Regions from separate parts of the Homo sapiens genome. Here region 1 is linked to region 2. The links are chromatin loops, found by intact Hi-C in ENCODE. Cell type or tissue: PC-3. All regions are shown on one strand. Links, peaks and the distances in the headings refer to the core of each region. The heading gives the core; the rest is flanking DNA. Region 1 overlaps FOXP1 (forkhead box P1). Region 2 overlaps FOXP1 (forkhead box P1).

What was found. Peaks named below come from ENCODE experiments on the same cell type or tissue, not always from the same donor. Only the 100,000 strongest peaks of a DNase experiment are listed, where the experiment ranks them.
Region 1: a loop joins it to region 2, with 2.3 times the contacts of the local background. A loop is called at or near these places in 5 of 110 quality-filtered maps.

The regions. Positions count from the first base shown.
Region 1 is chr3:71,103,035-71,114,685 of GRCh38, forward strand. FOXP1 (forkhead box P1) reads right to left here. Exons shown (of 21, transcript NM_001349338.3): 7 at 9,502-9,603. Among named protein-coding and RNA genes, the nearest start is that of FOXP1-AS1, 180 kb to the right of the region's middle. RefSeq lists an enhancer at 1,371-2,868. In PC-3, for the core only: no CTCF peak of the experiment used is centred there; DNase peaks (open chromatin) are centred at 6,357, 6,717 and 8,947; H3K4me3 peaks cover 1,375 bases; H3K27ac peaks cover 5,054 bases.
Region 2 is chr3:71,252,051-71,263,701 of GRCh38, forward strand. All of the region lies in intron 5 of FOXP1 (forkhead box P1), which reads right to left. Among named protein-coding and RNA genes, the nearest start is that of FOXP1-AS1, 32 kb to the right of the region's middle. In PC-3, for the core only: no CTCF peak of the experiment used is centred there; a DNase peak (open chromatin) is centred at 6,191; H3K27ac peaks cover 1,494 bases.

The DNA.
Region 1 (11,651 bases), core at 2,530-10,529, 150 kb before region 2:
TTATCTTTCTGGGACTCAGTTTCCTGTTTGAAAACCTGGCTTAAATTAACCTGACTTAGGGTAAACTGTTTAATTTTTCTAATGTCAGGGTAGGGGGTTGCAGCCTGGTCACATTATCTCAAGATAGTGAAGTTCAATGAGTAAAGTTTGAATGAATGAATGCATGCATGTATGAATGAATGAATGAAAATATAGGTCCTGAAAATAACCCATAGTTACAGAAGTGAAAAATACTATATTGTGGAACTTGAGCTTCATCCTATTTTCTCTAATTGCTTATTTTCATGTTCCTGCAATGAATGTTGATAAACATCTCTGACCCAATAGAAATAATAAGTGTAGGGAAAACAGATATTGCCTTGTGATTTTAGAAGTGTATTTCTCTAAGCACCAAACTTTTCGAGCTCATCCTATATGCACAACCTCTGTCTCACCGTGTTGTGTGGTCAGCTGGCTTTCCTGACCGGGCAGGGTGCCAGGGGAGTGCGACTACCTCCATTGTCACTTCTGGTCCATGGTATTGCACCAAATGCTGTTATTCTAGGCTCCAGGAAATTTTCTAACCACTGGACAGGGTCCAATGCTGTGTGCTAATGAGTTTCAGATTGGAGGACCTCACTGTGCATGTGTCAGAAAAGTGCCACGGTTTATAGCAAGGTGGGGGGAGGGAAGAAAAGACACACCAAAAGAAAAAACAGTAGTTAAAAAATGCTGGCTACTCAAATTGACAGGGAACGTGACCTCTGCACTTCAGCAGAAATTCTTGCAGACTTACAAAATAAAGGAGTTTGCTTTTATCGCACACTGTGAGACTCATATGGAAAAATGGAAAACACTACATCACTTGACCTCAGCGTGCCCCCTTTCAACCACAGACGAATATTGTGTACAAAAATTCTAAATCAACTTAAGATGTTCCCCCCCCAAAAAAAGAGAGAGGCTTTAATTTTCTACATTAGACTTGATGATCACTATTTTGGTTCTGAGATTTTGCTCAGAAGATTCACACAGGAAAAAGACTCAAAATTCCAGGAAGAGTATTTTACCACTTTGGGGATAATGATGTAGTGGTCTCTATTGGCGGGGCGCATCATCGTCTATACTCCCATTGCACTGGAGAATACTGAGCAAGCCTGACTCGCCCAGGCCTGAAAGTCACTCAAGACTAAAATCATGATTATTTGCTTACATTAACAGAACACTAAAACCAATTTTAAACAACTTAAGGAAACTCGAGCCATCTTTGCTGGGTGATTCACTGCCATGGGAAACCAAGAAGCTCTTTTCTCCCTTCAAGGCAACCAATAGGCTTGATAGCAAGACCTCATTGTGGGATCACAGCCTATCCAAGAAGAAGCCGCCCTTCTGCTGCTGTTGCTGCTGCTTTTATTTTTTTCGTTAAGAAGAATCACTTCTTAGGAGTGTCTAACAGAACTTTTGAGTAATGAGATTACATTTCAGTTTTTTTTCTTTTGCCACACTTAGTCCTGGGGACTTTAAAAATCCAATTCTTTCACATCCTCTAACTGTCATCAACATTTTTTCAGATGGTGTCAATAAAATTGATTGCTTGCAGTTCTGAATTCTGTTCTGCATATGGAAACAATATAATTTATTTTAAAGAATTTTCAATAGGGATGGAAGGAGAAATGGAACCTCAGGAAACCCATCCACAACATTTGGGGAGGGGTGGGAGGGAGCAAATCCAAAGCAAAGTAAACATCCTGAACATTACCGGACGCTGGAAACTTTGACAAAACGTCCTGATATATAAACCCTAAACCTGACTGTTGTGCTGACTGATACATCTTTCTGTCAGATATGAATGATGTTTCTGGAGCATTAATATGTTCATTAAATTCTAACTCCCTATACTTAAAATATTCTCTACTTTGGCTCAGAGGCATCTTGACAGCTTTGTTGTAATCATATATGTGAGGCCCCCAGTCTACACAGTTGTAGAGATGCCTCATACCTACAACCAATCTGTTGCTTTTACAAGTTCAATCTAGTTATTAAGCAGCTGATTGTGGAACCACGTTGCTTCGACATCTTCAACTCAGCTGTATATCACAGAAACCACTATGGGTGGTGACAGAGTCCCATGATGCCTAGCAACTGTACATGCCCCTAACTCCTTAATCCGTGATACTACAAAATATGGCTTGCGTTTTCTTTTTTTTTCCCCCTCTTTCCCTGAAGCACAAGTGGACGACCAGCAAGGGTCCGACAGTGTTATTCCTAATTACCTTTTTTTTCACTCTTGATCCTGTGGCTCTCATAATTAGTTACCTGGGGCTGCAATCCAATTTGAAGTGATGACAAGAAAGTGATCCATGAAAAAGTAATAAGTTAAATCCAATTTCAGCCTTCCTCTAATTAAATGCACATGGAACTAATGACTCCAACCCTAGCATTTTAGTGATAATGGTAATTAGCGAGGTGGGAGTCACTCTCTTTTTCAACACTGGAGGTGTAAACCACAAGGTAAAATGGCAGGAGCACTCTTAATTACATGTGTCATTTTGTCAGCAATTTACACATTTTTGACCAGTCAAGTATGTTTTTCCCCTGTCCCTCTCCACCTCCTAGCCCCAACAATGATTATAATAAACTAGTCCATGTTCCAAACGCATGGACGCTCATAAGAGCACTTCAGACTTGAAAATAAGAAATAACTTTGCTTTGCTGTTGTTGATCACCTTTCTGTCCCCACCACACACACAGACACACACAGAGACACACACGCACAGGCACACACACAGACAAATAAAGATATACTTAGGGTAATTATGCAGATCTGAGTCCTCTTAATTGAAATCCAGATATTTATAGTGGAACTGATTTTTGTTGGTTTCAGCTGTCTTTTTTTTGCTTATAATATGGAAAATAGCGTAATTTACTTATTTATGGAAAATATGACACTCAGTAGGTGCTGAGTAAACACACATAAAAAGAGAGGCAATAATTAACCTCTTGACGGCACACTGGTTATCTGTGGTTCTAAAAAACCTGGCTTCCCATCCTGGTGCTGTTACTACCTTTGTGCTGTGTAGCAAGTCAGTTAATCTCTCTGTTTCCATCTTCCTCATCCATTAAATGATTTAAGGACACTGCCTATACTACAGAGTAGCTAAGGAGCTGGCCCACGTTCAGCACTGACTAAACATTCATTATCTATCACACTTTGCATGTGGTGGCAAAGACATGATTACATATAAAATATTAGCATCACATTTGCATTGTAATTCTTAGATACATTTAAACTAGTGATCATATAATTAAAGTCCAAACTGAGTTCCTTATTTTTTGTTTCTTTTTGAGACAGAGTCTCGCTGTCGCCCAGGCTGGAGTGCAGTGGCGTGATCTCGGCTCACTGCAACCTCCGCCTTCCAGGTTCAAGCGATTCTCCTGCCTCAGCCTCCCGAGTAGCTGGGACTACAGGTGCGTGCCACCACGCCCAGCTAATTTTTGCAAGATGGGGTTTCACCTTGTTGGCCAGGCTGGTCTTGAACACCTGACCTTGTGATCCGCTCGCCTTGGCTTCTCAAAGTGCTGGGGTTATAGGCGTGAGCCATTGCACCCGGCCACTTTTTTTTTTTTTTAATCGAAATAGAGTCTTGCTATGTTACCCAGACTGGCCTCAAACTCCTGAGCTCAAGAGATCCTCTGGCCTCAGCCTTCTTAGTAGCTGAGATATGGTGCACACCACTGCAGTTGCACCTGGTTCAAATAGGGATTTTTTTTTTTTTTTTTTGAGCTAGGATCTTGCTCTGTTTCCCAGGCTGGAATGCGGTGGCACCATCATGGCTCATTGTAGCCTCTACCTCCTGGGCTCATTCAATCCTGCCACCTCAGCCATCAGAGTAGCTGGGACTACAGGCACCGGGCCCGGCTAATATTTTTGTATTATTCACAGAGATGGGGTTTTGCCATGTTGCCCAGGCTGGTCTCTAACTCCTGGACTTAAGTGATCTGCCTGCCTCAGCCTCTCAAAATGCTGGGATTACAGGTGTGAGCCACTGTACCTGGGGATACCTTCAAGAGTGGGAATTATGAATAAACAAAACCAATCAATAGCCATGGAGTGGGCTGTCCTGGGCAGACTGGGACACAGGGCCACCTATGCACAGCTGAAGTTGAAATAACAAAAACGAACGAACTCATTATATTACAACTTGCACCAAAATTTTGGAGGCAAGGACAAAACAGACTATCAAAGAAAAACAAAATCTTAAAGCAGGAGTATCAGCCTGGACCCCAAGGTGAACTTCTTGAAGTTCATGAAATCCCTAAAACTGGATGTGACATTCTGTGTTCATGTGCGTTTTTCTGGGAGGAGGGGTCACTGTTTCTATCATATTTGTAATGGTGCATGTAATCAGAAAGGCTTAAGAACTATTTCTAAAATATTTCTGTTTTATTATTTCTTATCGAGACTTATTTTTAGGGTTTTGGGATTCTCAAAAGTCATGTGATAACAGTAACATCTTAAAGATATCAAAATTTCAATGCTTTGTATCAATTTAAAATGCTAGGGGTGCCAATTCTAGACTATGTTAACTCTAGACATTAAAAAAAAAAGTTTGCTTCTCTCTCCTAAATTATCCTCCTTACTAATCAGTGCATAGGGCTATTTCTTAAGGGTCAGTACTTCAAAACCATTCCATTTCACTATCAACAACATAAAGTTGTAGTTTCCTTTACAGGTTTCCTCTTGCCAATTTCTTCTTTAGTGAATAACGTGGAAATGATATGAGCTACTAAGATTATATGCGGCATTAATGCAAAGCAAAATGCTGCCTAAAGCATGTTTTATATAACTGCAAATAAAAATGCTAAAAAAACACCTGCTGAATCTTGTATTTTAACCTCCTCCACTTAAAGCAAGAATCCACATGATCACCCTGAGCTTCCAAGTGGACTAAAGGGCCGGCCTTCTAAGTGGGTTTCACTTTCCCTGCAGTGAAATGGCCTTCTGAGTAAGGGGCTCACACATGACATCACCTTGGAAGGAAGGGCATGGGCAGGAAGGAAAACTATCAGATGACTGGCTTCAGGTTCAAATTCTTTATAGAGGGCCTGAAGCTGGTGAGCTTTCCACTGTAAGCAACACACAAAGTTTACTTTCTTTCCTAACTTTAATGCTGCCAGAATACACATGTACTCTTACTTTCTTAGGAGAAAATGTGTCATTTGATTTCCTTCCAGTTTATGTACTCGTGCCAACAACTAAAATGCTTAAAGAACCAAGATGAATTACTACCCAGAAACGGTGGTCAAAGTTCCAAAATTTGATCAATAAAATTGCTCATCGACTCACAAATTAATCTTCAGCCAGTAAAGTTACGCATTTTCGAGGTTATGAGTACACCTGCACTGTTAAGCATTTATTTCACTTGTTTAAGCAATCTTCAGAAGTATATAAATATTTATAGAAGAAAGCCTATGCTGGGCACAGTGGCTCATGCCTGTAATCCTAACACTTTGGGAGGTCGAGGCAGGTGGATCACCTGAGGTCAGGAATTCAAGACCAGCCTGGTCAACATGGTGAAACCAAGTCTCTACTAAAATTACAAAAATTATCTGGGCGTGGTGGTGCATGCCTGTAGTCCCAACTACTTGGGAGGCTAAGCAGGAGAATCGCTTGAACCTGGAAGACGGAGGTTGCAGTGAGCCGAGATCGCTCCACTGCACTCCAGCCTGGATGAAAGAGCAAGACTCCATCTCAAAAAAAAAGAGCCTACTATTTTTACTCATCTGTAATTTTCGTTTTGCAGCAAAATCTTGTTAATTTGTTTACAACTCATAAGCCTCCTGAAGGCAGGGTGTGTATCTTCAACAGTTCTGTATCCCATGAACACCAGCACCATGCCCAGCCTGCTTTGGAAATGTTCACCAACTTGCACTTAATTAATTCAGATCATTCTGATTCTGAATTTATGATGGGGCCAATTTTCAATTTTCATTTGTATCATTCATAAAAAAATTTGCGAAGCAAATGAACAGACTAAGTAAAAAGATAATTTTGGTTACTAAGTAGAATATTTCTCAAGAACTTCAGAAGCAATATCTATACCCGATTAATGCCTTCATTAATAAACCACATCACCCAAGAATGTGACCAGCTCAGATTTGGTTCAGTATGTGGATCTGCAAAGAGTGCCATTTCTCTCTTATTTACTCTCATCTCCCTGAAATTAGACCAAATTGGTGATGTTTGACTATATTTTATGATCTCTATCGAGTAACCACTTATAGCCTCCTCTAACTTTCCATTTTCTTTTGTTTGTATCATCAGCCTGTGAAACCAGAGAGCGCTGCCAAACATAAAGCAGGGAAGTGTGAGATATGCTTAAAATATGAGTCACAGTATATTTGGGGATTTGGGGGTTTTTTTTTTTCCCTCAAGCTATCAGCAGATCAAATCCTTCTTCCCTGTCAAGCCTTCCTCTATGCAGAAGATCTGAAATTTGCTAAAATCGGTCTCTCAGTGTAGTTATGAAGGGTGAGAAGATCAGAGATGAGCACTGTTAAGATTTGCTGTAGGATTTCCCTTTCATTTCAGAGCCACTCCGGCGGAGACGCCTCAGCAAGGATGCAGTATGGCAAGATATATTTAAATATGAAGGTTATTCCTTCTGTGAATCACCAGTCTATATGCATATTTTTATAATGAGGTAATATACCATGTGACCTAGGATAGTAATTTCTCCTCTGTTTGTGGAAGGCCAGCCAACCTAATAAAGCTTACTGAATGTGCATGACCCTATCAGGCAGCTGAGGGGTCCTTCAGCAATCGTCTGTGATACACACACACACACACCAGTCCACCAACCTTTTAGATTTATTTCCCCCGGCCAAATCTTAAAGCTGGTCTAAATTCTCTGCTTGTCAATTCCTCTACTTGGGGGGTAGGGGAAAAACTCAAGACATCTTCTTTACCAAAACCAGCGTTCAAGATTACCCCTTCTCCCCCTACTTTTTATACAGACTGAAGTGCTCAGCAGAATGTGTGAGGTTGGTTTTGACACTGTCCTTGCCAAGAAAAACGGAGCCCTCTATATCATCCACTTCTGCATGGTGGCTAAAAACCCTGTAACAGGCAAGAAGAAAAAGAGCCCTCAAAAGGAAATCCCCTGAAACTTTACTTCTTATATTTAGCCCTCAAGGAACTTCGTTCATCTTGGAAAAGAAGTTACCTAAAAATGCCATATGTTTTTAAAAAGCAAGTATGAGGGAAAATAATTCTACCATAAAAAAAATCACAAATGATATTCAATACTGAAGAGCAGTGTGATCAGACAGATTGTGTATGTGTGTGTTTTTTTATTATCTCTAACCAAAGCTCTACTATGTGTAAGATTTCCCCCCCAATAATATATTTTCATTTTCCCAATGCACTTGAGGCCTGATGAATTCAAGAGGACTCGGGGTATTTTTAAGGCTGTAAGAGCTCCAAGAGGGAGGCAAAAAGAATGGACCATCATTTGAATCACTGAGTGACAGGCTGGGCTAGCTCCCTGTATACATTAATAAATTAGAATTTTAATTGTGTCTCTGTCCACAGGAGATGCCCCAGTACTTTAATATGTACCAACAATTGGCTATGTTATGGAATCTGCAATGTGGCCTCCGCTGCTGACCTCTGAAACACAATTCCCAGTCTGACTACGGAAACTGTTCAGTTTGATCCTTTCAACTTATTTGAATCCTGACAAATAAGCTCACAGCTGAAAGGTCAACATAGTCGTATTTCATCCTCCAGAGCTGTTCTTAAGACATCTGCACAACAAAGCACTTCTTATAGCACCTGACATGGGCCCTCAATGGCACTGTACCTCATTAAAAATGTCCCCTGCATGCGCACGCATTCCAAGGCACATGGTCTGGTGATGGTTTACCAAATAAGTGTTTACAGAAGGGTTAGTAAACAAGGCAGATTGTCAACTTTTCCAATAAAGCGTCACTATAGTGCTGAACTCTCTCTGGAAAGTGACAGTTTCCCAAGTACATGTAGAAGAACTAGAACTTGTTGGTCAAGGTCAGTTTGATCTTTGGGGATAATCTGGGAACAGGCTGTGGTTCACCCTGACCTGTGAAAAGTAAACACAAGCTAGAATTTAGGTTGACCTCATTATCCAATTAATTGGCACCAAGTTATATACCTATCAGCTACCGCTTATAGATTCTGTCCCCTCCTGTGACAAGGATGCCCACCTTCAGCTATGAAAGTAGTCTGAACCACTTAGGACCCGGGTGCCAAGTGCCCTCTCTTAAACGTGAGCATGAAGACCCTGATTCAAGTCTCTTTGAAACTTCTATTACAATTTTCTACTTTGAGTCAAAAACCCAAATTAGATTTTTTTTGTTGTTTTTTGAGATGGAGTTTCACTCTTGTCGCCCAGGCTGGAGCACAGTGGTGCGAGCTTGGCTCACTGCAACCTCCACCTCCCGGGTTCAAGCGATTCTCCTGCCTCAGCCTCCCTAGTAGCTGGGATTACAGGCACCCGCCACCAAGCTTGGCTAACTTTTGTATTTTTTGGTAGAGATGGAGTTTCACCAGGTTGGCCAGCCTCGTCTCGAACTCCTGACCTCAAGTGATCCGCCTGCCTCAGCTTCCCAAAGTGCTGGGATTACAGGCGTGAGCCACCATGCCTGGCCCCAAATTAGATTTTTATAAACTTACTCATTCTTCTACTCCATTAAGCCCTTGCCTTCAATGTGCCTGAAATCAGAAGTTGCTAGAACAACCATTTTTGTATCTTTACATAAAAATTTCTTGCCATTTAAAAATTATTGACCTAGAAACATTCTGAACATATCCACTGAAGAATTGGGTATATATTATAATCATTACAAGCCATAATGTTAAAAGTACCACATCCTCCTCAGGCCGAGTCATAGTTCTTGATGCTATTGACATTCTGGGATGAATCACGGTGTGTCGTGTCCTGTGCATTGCAGGATGTTTGGCAACATCCCTGGCCTGTACTTACTGGATGCCAGCAACACCTCTGCCCTGCTAGTTGTGGCAACGAAAAACGTCTCTAGACATTGCCCATTGTCTCCTGGTGGTGGGTGGGGGGGTGGGGGGGTCGCCAAAATCTTCCCAATTGAGGATGACTACACTAAAGTAAGGTGTGTGTCTGTGTGTGTTTATGCCATTTCTAGACCCAACATAAGAGAATGTGGTGACAATTCTGAGTACTATGAACTTTTCTCATTGGTAACCTACACTGCCTATTAGCAACTCAACACTTACAACTCCTTATCCTTCTATTATATTCACTAATCAGCAGATCTTACTCCTGACAATAAAACTTTTGGTCAAATACACATTTTCCCCAAAATGTTACAACTTGCTGGTAAACCAAAAATGCACTTTCCACAGAAGATTTTCTTACATGATTTGCAATGCTCAACACAATCCACTCCTGAACTGCTTGTCACTTATCCCAAAGGGTATAATGTCAATTTAAAAAGAAAAAGAATTGTTACCTGAAGAGCTGGTTGTTTGTCATTCCTCTTGGGAGATTTTAATCCACTAACTTGCTGCTGCTGTTGCTGCTGAAGAAGGAGCTGTCTTGCCACCTGAAGTGCCTGGAAGGAAAAACAAGAAAATCCTTTGCGTTACTACACAGGTTCAGGGGACTCTTCATAAAAAAGGATTCCAGGAAGTGCGCTTTGGGACTGGGTCCTGACTTTCCTATTTCCTGGCAAATGAAACAGCAAATGAAACTTCCCACCAGTCTTAGTTGGAAAACTTTCCAGAATTTGTTTACGTTCCCTTTGACTCGGCCAGTTTCATCCACGGTTCCACAGGCATCTAAGCAGACATTTTATTCCTACTAAAGATCTGACATGAAATTTAAGACCATGAGTGATTGAGACTCTGAACAAAGATGACAGAGAGACCAGGAGGGACCCAAGCAAAGACGAAAACTTGGGAGACACTACAGGGCCCTTTTCAGGGTCACCTTCACCCTCCCCAAATTCTTCTTGGGGAAATGTAGCGACTCAAGTTGAAAGTAATACTTTCACCCCATCTGAGTCCAAATAAAGAAAAAGAACTAAGTGGTGGACCACAAAAAAAAATATACTATGGATTAGGCTACGTAGAAAGGAAGATTAAACAGATGAGACATACCTAGGATGACCTTGATAGAAATCAGAGAGGAAAATTTGGCAAATCTGATCTCTAGTCATCTTAAAGAGGCACATTATGTATCTGTGAACAAAACTGGTTACGTTTATTATAAATGACCCTTTCAAGCTTACAATATGGGATGGTTTCTCCTTAAAGGTAGACATTGGGGAGGTAGTATGAATTGGAGATAAAGCAGGAAGAAAACAGAAGAGTCCTCTAAAATGTTTAACATATGACTGACAAATCTTTTTAAAAGTTCAAGCAGGCTGGGCGTTGTGGCTCACGCCTGTAATCCCAGCACCTTGGGAGACCGAGGTCAGGAGTTCGAGAACAGCCTGGCCAACATGGTGAAACCCTGTCTCTACTAAAAATACAAAAATTAGCTGGGTGTGGTGGCAGATGCCTATAATCCCAGCTTCTTGGGAGGCTGAGGCAGGAGAATCGCTTGCACCTGGGAGGCAGAGGTTAGGGTAAGTCGAGATCGCACCACTGTGCTTCAGCCTGGGTAACAGAATAAGCTTCCATCTCAAAATAAAATAAAATAAAATAAAATAAAATAAAATAAAATAAAATAAAAGGTCAAGTAAAAAAAGAAAAAAACAATGTCATCAATAAACCGCCATGAAGACATTCACTGCCAAAGAATTAAGAACAGGAATACTGGCTAGCCACACACCTTTCCAAAGATGGCACTAGGACCAGCAACAGAAAACTGAAGTTTGAGGATATCATGCTAGAAAGTCATATGAAAAGTTGGGTTACTTGAGTCAATGCAGCTGAGAACCAAGAATGTACACATGGCAGAGATGTCAAGAATGCTCATTAAACGATGTGCTTAGAGTTTAGACACAAAATGAGACTTCTTATTATATCAATAATAATTTCTATATGGTAACCAAATTATTTGCGCATCAAAGAAGAGGCACACATAGATGTCATCAATACATCAAAAGGACCTGAAGCTATAGCCTTAGAAAGTTAGCATAATGGACTTATGACGGTAGTGTGTTCCTTAAAAAGGAACAGGTGCTTCATTTACATAAGAAAACAACATGGATATTTACAAGAAAAGTTACAGGGACAATAGTGGAATGGAAGAGAGGTAAGGGGGCCTGCGTGTCCCTGTGCCTGGAACTCAGAAGAAAGAGAGAACAGAGTGGTCTAGAGGATTAATGTTCATGAGCAGACACGTAAAAACGTGGAGTGTGCAAGAGCAGTGCTTCTCCTAAAAGGACACGCTCACTGAACTGTGCTCATAACTAGAGTTGTAACAAATAATACTTTTAAGACACTGCGTAAGGTTGAGTGGCGCCTTTGTGTTTAAGAGGTGCAAAGGAAAGCTAAGAAACACAAGCACCGATAGATGAGTGACAAAGAAAAGACCATGGGAAAGTGGAACCCTGCTATCCCACCTGCCTACTGCATCCACCCCCGTGTCCCAGGGAGGCCTTCTGCCTACTGAACTCACCACGACCAGCCCTTCAGATGTAATGCACAGGCT
Region 2 (11,651 bases), core at 1,333-9,332:
AAGGGGAAGATGACTGAAAAGATATAAGGGGAAAATGACTTTTTTTCTTCTTGATAAGAGGACACTAAGAGATCTCTTTCTCTCTCTCTCACCGCTCTGTCCTTTTCCTTACTTTGTGCCTTTAAATGCAACCATGTAGGAAAGTGATGCCTGGTGCTTCAGCAGCCATCTTGTGGCCCAGAGGGAAAAGTTGAAGGAATCAAAGAGCTTCCCTAACCCCACACTCAGACATTATTAAGATGCCAAACCAATCCTGGCACTGCCTATCTTCAAACTTCTGGGCAAGTAAATAATGAATTTCCTCATGTTTTTAGCCACTGTGGAGTAGTGAGGTGTTCCATGAACACATGCTAATTGATATATCCCAAATTCCAAGAAAGACGAAAGAAAAGTCACTTCCTTGAGAGAGTGGAGCTAATAAAAAGTGTAATTACCAATCTCCCAGTATCTAAATTGGTTCTCTGAGAACTTGTCACTAAGAAAACAATTCTTAGTCCTTAGAGTATCCCTGAAGAACAACAACAATGCCTCAGGCCCCCTGAGTGCCAACTTCATGCAAGGCTTTTACTGAAGTGGTTTACTTACGTCACCCAGTCTTCTGACACCCTTACTTGACAGGTACTATGATTTTCCCAGTGTTTGAGATAAAGAAACAGAAGTGGATGGAAGTGAAACAAAATGTCCTAGGCCAACAGCTGTTACAGAAAACCTGGTCCCACAGTAGGGAAATGGTTACACATGTGGCCTCAACTGCAAAACATGGTCAATGCCAACCGAGTGATAAACCTTTCTTACTCTAACATGTAACAGCAGACACCTGGGCTCAGGGCATAGGTTACACACAGTCATTACAGCTGTGCCTCAGTTTGCAACAGAAACCAAAGGAAGGATTCATAGGCTAGTCCTGCAATGGCCCCAGATGCTGCCTGAGACAGAGGTGACAGCAGCATCCACAATGCAGCTGACACCATGAGCAGGCAAGGGTGTCGCTTCATGGCTATCTGTTTCCAGGTACTGGGCCAAGTGGGGCATGGCCTGATGCATATAGTGCCTCCATCCCCCAATTTTAACACCAAAAGAAAAATTAAAAGGTCAAAAAAATCCTTCAAGGGAAGTTGCTAAAAGGGGGCCCATGTTAAACAGAAGTCACTTAGAAACATTAAAAGGCAGGTTGGTGTGTTGGATAGATGCAGCAAATGCACTGGTGTGGACAGCTGGGCATGTATCTTAGGGTAGATAAAGAACCATCCGGCAACTTGGCTTCATAATTTTTGGCTGTGTGATCTTGAGTAATTAGCTTAACCTCTCTGAACCTCAGGTTTTCCATCTTTAATATGGAAATAATAGACGTGTTTAACTTTAGTGAGTTGTGGTGAGAATTAAATGAAATGATACATGTCCAAGTTCTGATCTTTTACACAGCAAGTACACAATGATACTTAGCTACCATCATCATCATCATCAGTATTTAATGATAATAAAGTGCAATATTACTATGAAGTATGTAACCCAGTACTCAGCATGTGCTAGGTTCTCAGTAAATATTTACTCCTTTTCTCTTCTCTCTCCCTTCCACAAATAACTCGAAGATTTAACTCTGATAAGATGTACCTATTGTAATTTTAAAAAATATTAATAAGCTCATCCCACTAAAATGGTACTGGACTTGGTGTTATGGTAGATACAAAGACAAAGAAAGCTTCAATGGACATATGACCACATAATAAATACGCCAAATGAAAAAAGTATGTACCCGTTAAAAATGTAATTAATTAAATATATGTAGCACTAACATTTAAAAAAATGTTATACATGTAAGGATAGCCCTTCCAGTTACTAAGTTTCTCTGGGTATTAAGAACAGAGGTAGTTACGATTTTAAAAATATTTTGCCTTATAGTTCAAATTTTCTGCTATGAACATGTACACCTTACAAATTTGGAGGAAAAGACATTACTTTGCAAAAGATAAAAAACAGAAGTTTCTACCTTCCTGAATTGGTTTTCTAGGGGTGAACAGTTAATAATCTGTCAACCACATAAATGGTAACAAATCTATAAGAAATTTTAAAATTTCTAAACATTTAACTAATCCAACCTCCATGCCTTAATAAGTTACTCTGGGTATTTTCCTCCCCCCTAACTTCCTAGTCTCACCAGAAGTAAAATTTTCCCCTTGGTTTCAACCTGCTTTTGTCTTCCCTGTAAGAATATTGGGAGGAGAAAATTCAGAGTACATCTTCAAGGCCCCCGCAAAGTGTGACTAGAATGTACAGGTAGGTAGGTTGGGCACACAAAAATAAATAACCTATTAAGAGTCATGACTACTGGGCTGACCTCACTCATGGAGGTATTGTGGACCGGCATTTGCTAAAAAGTTTTTCCTTATTGGTTGGCTGGCCTCAAAGAGCTCTGCGAATGCCAGGACTTATGATAAGCTATGACACACTTAACTGTTACATATTAATGTTCATGATAATACAATCTTTCATTTGGGTGATTTAAAAGTCCCTCTAGTCCGACTTACAGTTAGATATACACTGAATGCTTCATCAATCACAACCATTTTTATTCTCAATCTTGTGCAAAAATACTAGAGAAGGTGAATTCCAGTTACACACTGAAGAGGGCTTTACTGTTAGCCCTGAAAAATTTCACTCTTTTCACATGTACACTGGATTCCAACAGTTTCTGCCTAAGCATTCTATTTACCTGTGTCTTTCACTGTAGCTGATCTTATCTACAGGGTAAAAGCAAATCCACATTCATATCTCTACTATAGGGTCAAACTCCATATCTTATATGGAGAAAGCATTTCAGTTATGAGCTTGACAAAATGCCCAGCATTGCAACATTTGAAATACTTGGGAGCAAGCAGCATGAGAAGGTCACAGCAACTTGAACGGAGCTTTTTAAAAGGAGGATTTAGAACCACCTCACAGCAATAACCAATGGGCCCACTTAACGCCAAGCAGTGAGTCGGTGATCACACCTACCCTAATAAATGCACTTGAAAGAAACTACACCCTTTTTCCATTCCTGTAAAGGCTTGCTGTAGTTTCATGGCCAAAATCTTCCCACAATTAACCTCGGACCTATAGATCATAAGGCAACTCAAGACAGAGGCAGCAATCAGACTAGCCACCATCCAAAATGGTCTTGTCCTACCTTGACTGCAATTATCTTCTAAATTAGAAACACAGGAATTGTTTAGGTCAGAATATAATAGCCCGTTAGCCTTACACTGTCCCCATGTGCAACATAGAAGTAAATGCAACTATAGAGACAGAAAAATCTGTACCCCGAAATGTTTTGCTTGGGGTGGGGGAGAGTTAAGCCTAACCCTCTAAAATGAAGTTTTAAAAAAATACCTAACATATATGTATTCAATATTTACATTTTGATTTTATTATGTTTCCTCGCTTTCATACTCTTAAGTTCTCCCATCTTAACAATCTTCTTTTAGGCTAATAAATTTCTTTTGATGCCTAGGTCATTTACTGGTTGAGCTCTTAAGGCAAGGAAACACTAAATTATTGGAATTCAGTGGGGAGATGCTTCCAGGGTAAAGGTTCTCTGTTTATTAGCAAAAGAAATGCATTCAACTAATTTGACTTGTAAGTCTGATAAAATCTCCCTGGAAAAATTGATTCGATTATGATGAGTAATCCTTGGAGATGAAAAATGACAAATACACATATTATGTTTTATTATATATTAATTTTAAAAGGGTCTGAAACGAAACTCAAGTAAGCCATCTTTTAGACGTTGGAAAATGGCAAACTTCCCCACAAACTACATGCAAGAAGTAATTAAAGTAAATGAACATGAAATTAAACAGCACCCCTATAAAGTAGGATATAAAAGTAAAGATTATTAGGGAAAAAAAGACTGTCTTCCTGGTCTATATTAATCTCATGAATTGTGCATTTACTCTATTTCTCTTTTATTATTTGATGATGAGTTTTTAGAGCTTGGGTTTTATTAGGACTAGTTGGACGAAGGTCTTCAGCAGCAAGCTAAGCTACAGGTCTTGGTATGTCATTACATCTTTCCCAATGACGTAAATACCAGATGAAGACATCCAAGGTAAAGGCAGGCTCATCAAACTTGCTGTGATGCAAAGCTGGAAGGTTTCCTCACATCGTCAAAGACAGAGTCAATAGCCTGCTCAGAAAGGAGGTTGAAAGTCACAAAAGATGGGACTCCAGAGAGGAAACTGCGCCTCTCTCCAATCAACTCCACTATTCCTGTAGAGCTCAGGGACAGCAGGGGTTTGTTGAATTTGGTGGTGGGGGCGGGGCATCCAGAATCCATTCTCACTTCAATTTTCTGTTTTCTTTTCTTTTTTTTGAGACGGAGTCTCACTCTGTTGCCCAGGCTGGAGTGCAGTGGTGCCATCTTGGCTTACTGCAAGCTCCACCTCTCGGGTTCACACCATTCTCCTGCCGCAGCCTCCCGAGTAGCTGGGACTACAGGTGCCCACTATCACACCCAGCTAATTTTTTTATTTTTAGTAGAGATGGGGATTCACCATGTTGGCCAGGATGGTCTCAACCGCTTAACCTCATGATTCACCTGCCTCGGCCTCCCAAAGTGCTGGGATTACAGGCGTGAGCCACCGCGCCCGGCCTCTCACTTCAATGTTCTTTTAAGGAACTACTTTCCCCCACTGTTGCATGTAGGCTGGGACTCTTAGTCAAGATCCCCTGCCCTGTCATCGCCATGGGGTAGATATGGGACTTAGACTAGGCCTGTCTGATTCATCTGAGTAGACTGATGTGAGGACAGAAACATGTTTGAGGAGTACTGATTTTAGCAGTGGCTGCGACGAGCTGGGGAAGATACTGGCACTTCCTATATACTGGGACTGTCCTGCTTCCTATCTTAGCCATCTTCTGTTCATTCTGAGCTACCAGCTATTCATCCAATATCTTCTTTTAAGGATTACCTTTAAGTTGGCCAAAGGGAATCTCTGTTAGTTGTGACCAAAGAACTCAAGCAGTATGATGGGAAGGCCCATGCTTGATGCTGATTCACGGGAGGAAGCTGAGTTTATTGAACTCTTGCTGAATATAATTCACAATATTGTGATATAGTGCTTCTTTGTTATGGGTGCTCCTAAATTATAAAAATTTGGCTAACAGTCACTTAAAGAAAGACCAGTGGCTGAACCTGCAAGTCAGGAATATTCTTACTAGTTCTTTGCAACACAGTTTTGGCAATATTTAAAAAACGCAGAATGGGACCAGGCATGGTGGCTCACGCCTGTAATCCCAACACTTTGGGAGGCCGAGATGGGCAGATCACCTAAGGTCAGAAGTTTCGAGACCAGCCTGGCCAACACGGTGAAACCCCATCTCTACTAAAAATAAAAAAAATAAAAAATAGCCGAGGGTGGTGGCAGGCCCCTGTAATCCCAGCTACTTGGGAGGTTGAAGTGGGAGAATTGCTTGAACCCAGGAGGCGGAGGTTGCAGTGAGTTGAGATCATGCCATTGCATTCCAGCCTGGGCAACAAGAGTAAAACTCCATCTCAAAAAAAAAAAAAAAAAATGCAGAATGGGTAAAAAGAGGAGGTGACTAAAAGGAGGAAATTTCCAGGATGCAGAAAGAAAAAGAAATGGAGCCACGGGAGTATTTCTTAAAGGACTCAGGACTCTTAATCTGGATTTCCAGGGGCCACAGCAAATCATTATAATGTATTTCTCAGGCATTGTGGTGAAAACAACATGGACTTTTAGAAGCATGCAGACCTGTGTGCAAATGTCTGCACTTCCACTTACCAGCTATGTGACCCAAACAAGACACATCATCTTTCTGGACCTAAGTTTTCTCATCTGTAAAATGGGGGTAACAATCACAGCTAGAACTCACTCATAAGCTACTTGGCAGGAGCAAACATGACAGTGAACACAAAATACCTCGCAGTCCTGATGCACAGTAGGCCCTCAACAAAATGGTAATTGTTATTACTGCGCTTAATAACATCCACGGAGCGCCTACGAATATCTACATAGTATGCTCTGGGCACACAAAAATAAATTAAATAGGTTCTTACCTTCAGGCAAGAATTTGTGGCTTTCGAATCTGAAAAGAACCCACTAAAATACAGAGCAGACTTGAACAAAGGTTATAATGAAATACAAACACACACTTGTGGGAGCCCAGACAAAAGAGTGAGTCACACAGGCTGGGTTCAATTGAAAAGGCTTCATAGAAGTCATATTTGAGCCAAGCCTTGAAGGATGAGTAGGATGTTAATAGGTAGGAGAGGAGGAAAAAAAAGACAGAGGATTGGCATCCAACACTGAAGGAAGCAGTAACAGGAGCTATAGAAGTTCAAGGGTAGGGCAAACAAAGGGCAGAATAAGGGGTCTGGTATAAGCTCTGTGAGCATTCCTGTGTCAATCCTGAACTCCCAGCAGAGGGCCAGTCCCTTAGGTGACACCCAGATATTTTGTGGAAAGCTAGGCTGGAGGAACTTCTAGAAGACACAGAGACTGGGGCCAGGGGATGAAGAGCTTTGAAGGCAATGCTAAGGAGCCAAGTCTTCATTCTACAGGCAGGAAGGCAAGGACAGGAAGGGCAGAAAGCAGGAGAGACTTCAGAGGTCAAATAAACAGTGTGTGGCAATTGGAAGGATGTAGGAGGGGAATGGAGAAGAGAGAGCTTTGCTTAAGGCTTTAAGTGTGGGAACCTATCTTTTTGAACTGAAGCAATTCTGTGTCTAGGACTATCACTGATAATATTAACAAAGTCAATGTTGACCGCAGAGAAACCTTTGACAGTAGCCCTAAGAATGGGATGGGCTGAGGCCGGGTACAGTGGCTCATGCCTGTAATCCCAGCACTGTGGGAGTCCCAGACAGCCGGATCACGAGGTCAGGAGATCGAGACTACCCTGGCTAATACAGTGAAACCCCTTCTCTACTAAAAATACAAAAAATTAGCTGGGCATGGTGGCATGCGCCTGTAGTCCCAGTGACTCAGGAGGCGGAGGCAGGAGAATTGCTTGAACCTGGGAGGCAGAGGTGCAGTGAGCTGAGATCGTGCCACTGCACTCCAACCTGGGTGACAGAGCTAAGACTGTGTCTCAGAAAAAAAAAGAAAAAAGAAGTAAAGAATGGGATGGGCTGCCCCATGGGCATGAGTGGGCACGGCAACCAAAGGCTTCTAACAGAACCCAGAAGAGCCCAAGCTTAAAGCACAGACAAGCTACAGTGTGACCTTGCAGAGCTCACTTCACCTCTCTGTGTCTTAGTTTTATGACCTAGAAAATAGTGTCAGCTGCAGTATATCTTTGTAAGGTTATCATGAAGATGAAAAGAGAAGACATGCGTAAAGGATTCAGAATGGTTTGCTGAACTGGCACATACAAAGTGTTTGGTAAATATTACCTCCTATCATTCCTATTATTTTTCTTATTGTCCACCAAGGATAGTGAAAAATGAGTACCAATGTCCCAAATGACTCACTTCCTAAGTCTATGATCCCTGTGTTGGAAGAAAACTAAACCCTATGGGCGTCTGGTAAAGGGAGACGACCCCAATCGACTGATTTTTCATAGACGAACTAGATGGTTTGTGATGAGTAATGATAAGAAGAAAAAGAAGGATGAACAACTGTAACTGAAATAGGGTTGTGATGAAACAAAAGTGCCTACAAATCAATTAACTATCCATATTAAGAGGAGGTGCCTATCACTTAGAACAGCATATTAACAAGCACTGGGGAAATACTTAGTGATGTGGATGCCACCTGCTAGTTACGTATAAAGTCCCTTAAGACAAGTGAGCCCAGATTAAGCTCCACAGGTAAGCCCCTTTGGTGGATAGAGGGTGGGGGTGCTGCTGGAGGCTCAGCGTGGTACCCAGTTAGGCAGGGACATGAAGGAAGAGGTGAGGAAGGGCAGCAGGGAACTAACCAGGGACACTTTCTTTTCTTTTCTATTTGAGACAGAGTCTCGCTCTCTCCCCCAGGCTGGAGTGCAGCGGCGCAATCTCGGCTCACTGCAAGCTCCGCCTCCCGGGTTCACGCTATTCTCCTGCCTCAGCCTCCGGAGTAGCTGGGACTACAGGCACCTGCCACCACGCCCACTAATTTTTTTGTATTTTTAGTACAGGCGGGGTTTCACCGTGTTAGCCAGGATGGTCGCGATCTCCTGACCTTGTGATCCGCCCGCCTCAGCCTCCCAAAGTGCTGGGATTACAGGCGTGAGCCACCGCGCCCGGCCAACACTTTCTAATACGTAGGGAAGGCTCGGGGCGCGGGGGGAGAAATGCAGAGATGAAATGGGCACATGATACTTTTACCCTTTTGGCCATGTTTTGTCAAAGAATTTATGGGATGATTCATTTTTGCCAACTATTTCACATGGTAGTGCTTTACACTTTACGATGAAGTCTGTTAAACATTCACATGTTCCTAAAATGGCATGCAATAAGTAATTTAATTATTTCTGTATCATATTTAGAGCAATTTCCTTTAATTTTTTTTTTTTTTTCCTGAGAAGGATTTTTGTTTTTCTCTGTCGCCCAGGCTGGAGTGCAACGGGGTGATCTGGGCTCACTGCAACCTCCGTCTCCCAGGTTCAAGCAATTCTCCTGCCCCAGCCTTCCAAGTAGCTGAGACTACAGGCGCACGTCACCATGCCTGGCTAATTTTTGTATTTTTACTAGAGACAGGGTTTCACTATGCTGGGCCAGGCTGGTCTCGAACTCCTGACCTTGTGATCCGCCCGCCTCACCCTACCAAAGTGCTGGGATTACAGGCATGAGCCCCCACGCCCGGCCTACAGTTCTAGTTATTAAAGAACAGAGGTCTCCGAGACCAAAAGTTAGGGGCAAAAGCTGGATTTTAAAAAAAGTCTACCAATTCACAGTCCCATGAGCTTTCGACCACACACCATCTGCCCTTCTCCTAAATGCAAATTGCTAATAAAGTTTAGAATTTGTTAAACCATTAACTCTGCATTTCCTCCTTTTGGGTGTCCTATTAAGCTAAGCAGGAGTCCCCTGGGCACATTAAGGTAAAACAGAAAGAGCCCCCGATAATATAGTTCAAGATAAGAATGTAGGGTATTACACAACCTATCATTTATACCTTTTAAAGTAATACAGGCCTCTCGCAAAGCTGTCGGATATTCTAAGTAATTATCTTCCAGCACATTAAGGTTTGGGCTATATTCTCTATTTAATAAATCGATATAAATAATGCCACTTTTAGTAAATTATCACTAAGTTTTCAACATAATATCAAATACATTAATAAAAAAATTAGATTTTTTTTAACTTTAGTTTCCAGTTCTGCAATCTGGAACTAAAGCCAATTCTTGTATTATTTTCATATATTTAAATTTAAAAAAAAAACATAAAATTGAGCAAACTGGTATAACACAGAGAAAAACAGACTTTTATTTCCGATAGTTAGACCAAAATATTATAATAGAAATCTACATTTGCTAAGATCTGATGTAATGCTGAAATTAACAAGATTTTTTTTTCTTTTGATTTATCAACATCTATCTACCCACAATAAAAGAACACAGAATACTGAGGCAGGTTAGCAAGCTCTGTAGACTAAAGCTGTGTTACTGAGAAATAATCTCGAACAATTGTGAAAACATTCGCACATTTCAAAATGACTGTCTCTCTTGGTGGCCTGATCTCCCAGCTAGGAAAGACACACTGATGTTACTCTCGAGGGGACGGAGGCAGAAAGATCTTTCATTGTGAATTACCTTATTTGAATCACTGCAGATTCAAAACAAAATCCAACTTCATAGCCTATGGAATAGTCGACATTTTCCAATAAGAGGGTACACAAGTTACTTGGAAATATACTTTTGGAACTGTCCTCCATACAAGTCCTGATTATTAAGTATCATTTATTAATTCATCATCCATTTGTTTGCTGAACAAATATTTGTCAAATCCCGGCCGAGTGCGGTGGCTCACGCCTGTAATCCTAGCATTTTGGGAGGCCGAGGCGGCGGGATCACGAGGTCAGGAGTTCAAGACCAGCCTGGCCAACATGGTGAAACCCTGTCTCCACTAAAAATACAAAAATTAGCTGGGCATGGTGGCACGCACCTGTAATCCCAGCTACTCGGGAGGCTGAGGCAGGAGAATTGCTTGAACCCAGGAGGTGGAGGTTGCAGTGAGCCAAGATTGCGCCACTGCACTCCAGCCTGGCAACAGGACAAGACTCTGTCACAAAAAAAAAAAAAAAAAAAAAAAAAAAAAAAAAAAAAATTGTCAGGTCCCTACTACATACCAGACACTCAATGCTAAGAATACAAAAAAGATATGATCCCAGCCTGCACCATGACTATCAAAGCTAGGACCTCTTTGGGGCAGAGGAGAGGGGCTGAGCAGATTTCTAATACTTCCAGAAATAAATAAGCAATAGAATTTTTATACTCATGGTTTACTTCCAACATCAAATTTATGTAGAAAAGAAAGAGGCTGCCCTTTAAAAGAAAAAAAAAAGTCAGCAGATCAAAAGCATCATTAATCACTGTCTCTTTTAAATTAAAAGGTTTGCAAAAAGGTGGGCACAGAACCAACGTGGGAAACAAATCATTCCCCTCATTGAGTGAGGGTCAGAGTCTAAATGGAAGAGTCCTCCGTATTTACCCAGCTCATCTCCTGTGTAATGGATTTGGAGGAGAGATTTCCACTGGGGCTCTGCTAATTTGAGGCTTGACTTTTTGCTTTTTAAAAATGACACTTGGGTGGTTACCCTAGTATTGTGACTAGTTTTAGAAATAAACCTTTCAAGTGTTCTCTCTGGGAGGTCCTCACTTACATGATCTGACCCGGTAGATCTTGAGCCGTTGCAAAGGTGCTCCACTAAGAAGCTGTGGGACTGAGTCTTCGGGTGGCCTTGGGACTCCATTGGCAAAACGGCTAGCCCTTTGAAAGCAAAAGTAAAACATGCCCAAAGCACCTGAGATAGGGCTTCTCACGCAGTGCCTGGAAGAGTTCAGGAGACCCTGAAAGTGATTCATTTCAAATCAGGAGTAGCTCAGCAAAACTAAGGTCAGTGTTTTTCCAACCCCTGCCCTTCAGAACACCTCTATACTCACCCTGGGCTAGGTCACAGGGTGCAGGGAAAGAAAACATGGCCCTTTTTGCTGTGTATGCAGCACAAAGGGGACACAGCCATGGACAGAATCAGACTTCCCGTCCTGTGGAATACCTACTGAGAGCAATTGAAACCTGTTTAAAAACTAAAAGTAAAACAACAAAACCGAGCCTGTGCAACACCACGAAAGCCAGGAATACCAGTGGCTGCTGAAAGAATATAAAAATCGGATGTGGGGGAATTGGGTTTTTATTGTTCTGTTGTTGCTTATCTTGAATTTTGCTGTCTACTCAGGCTGGGGCCTGAATTAAATGCTTGACCTTCCTTCTCAGTCAGTGTTCAACAACTATGTATATCATGTCCTACAACAAGCCAGATCTTTTGTGATGTGCGAGGTGTGCAGGAGTGAACTCTGTTCCTGACCCTTGAGGAAGGTGCCTATGCTTCACTACCTATGTTTCTACATAAGGCTGCTCCACCTACTCAAGTTCCAGCCATACTTAAGCTACTCCTTTGTGGAGATTCACTCACTTCAAAGCTCTACTGAAAAATTACTTAATAATA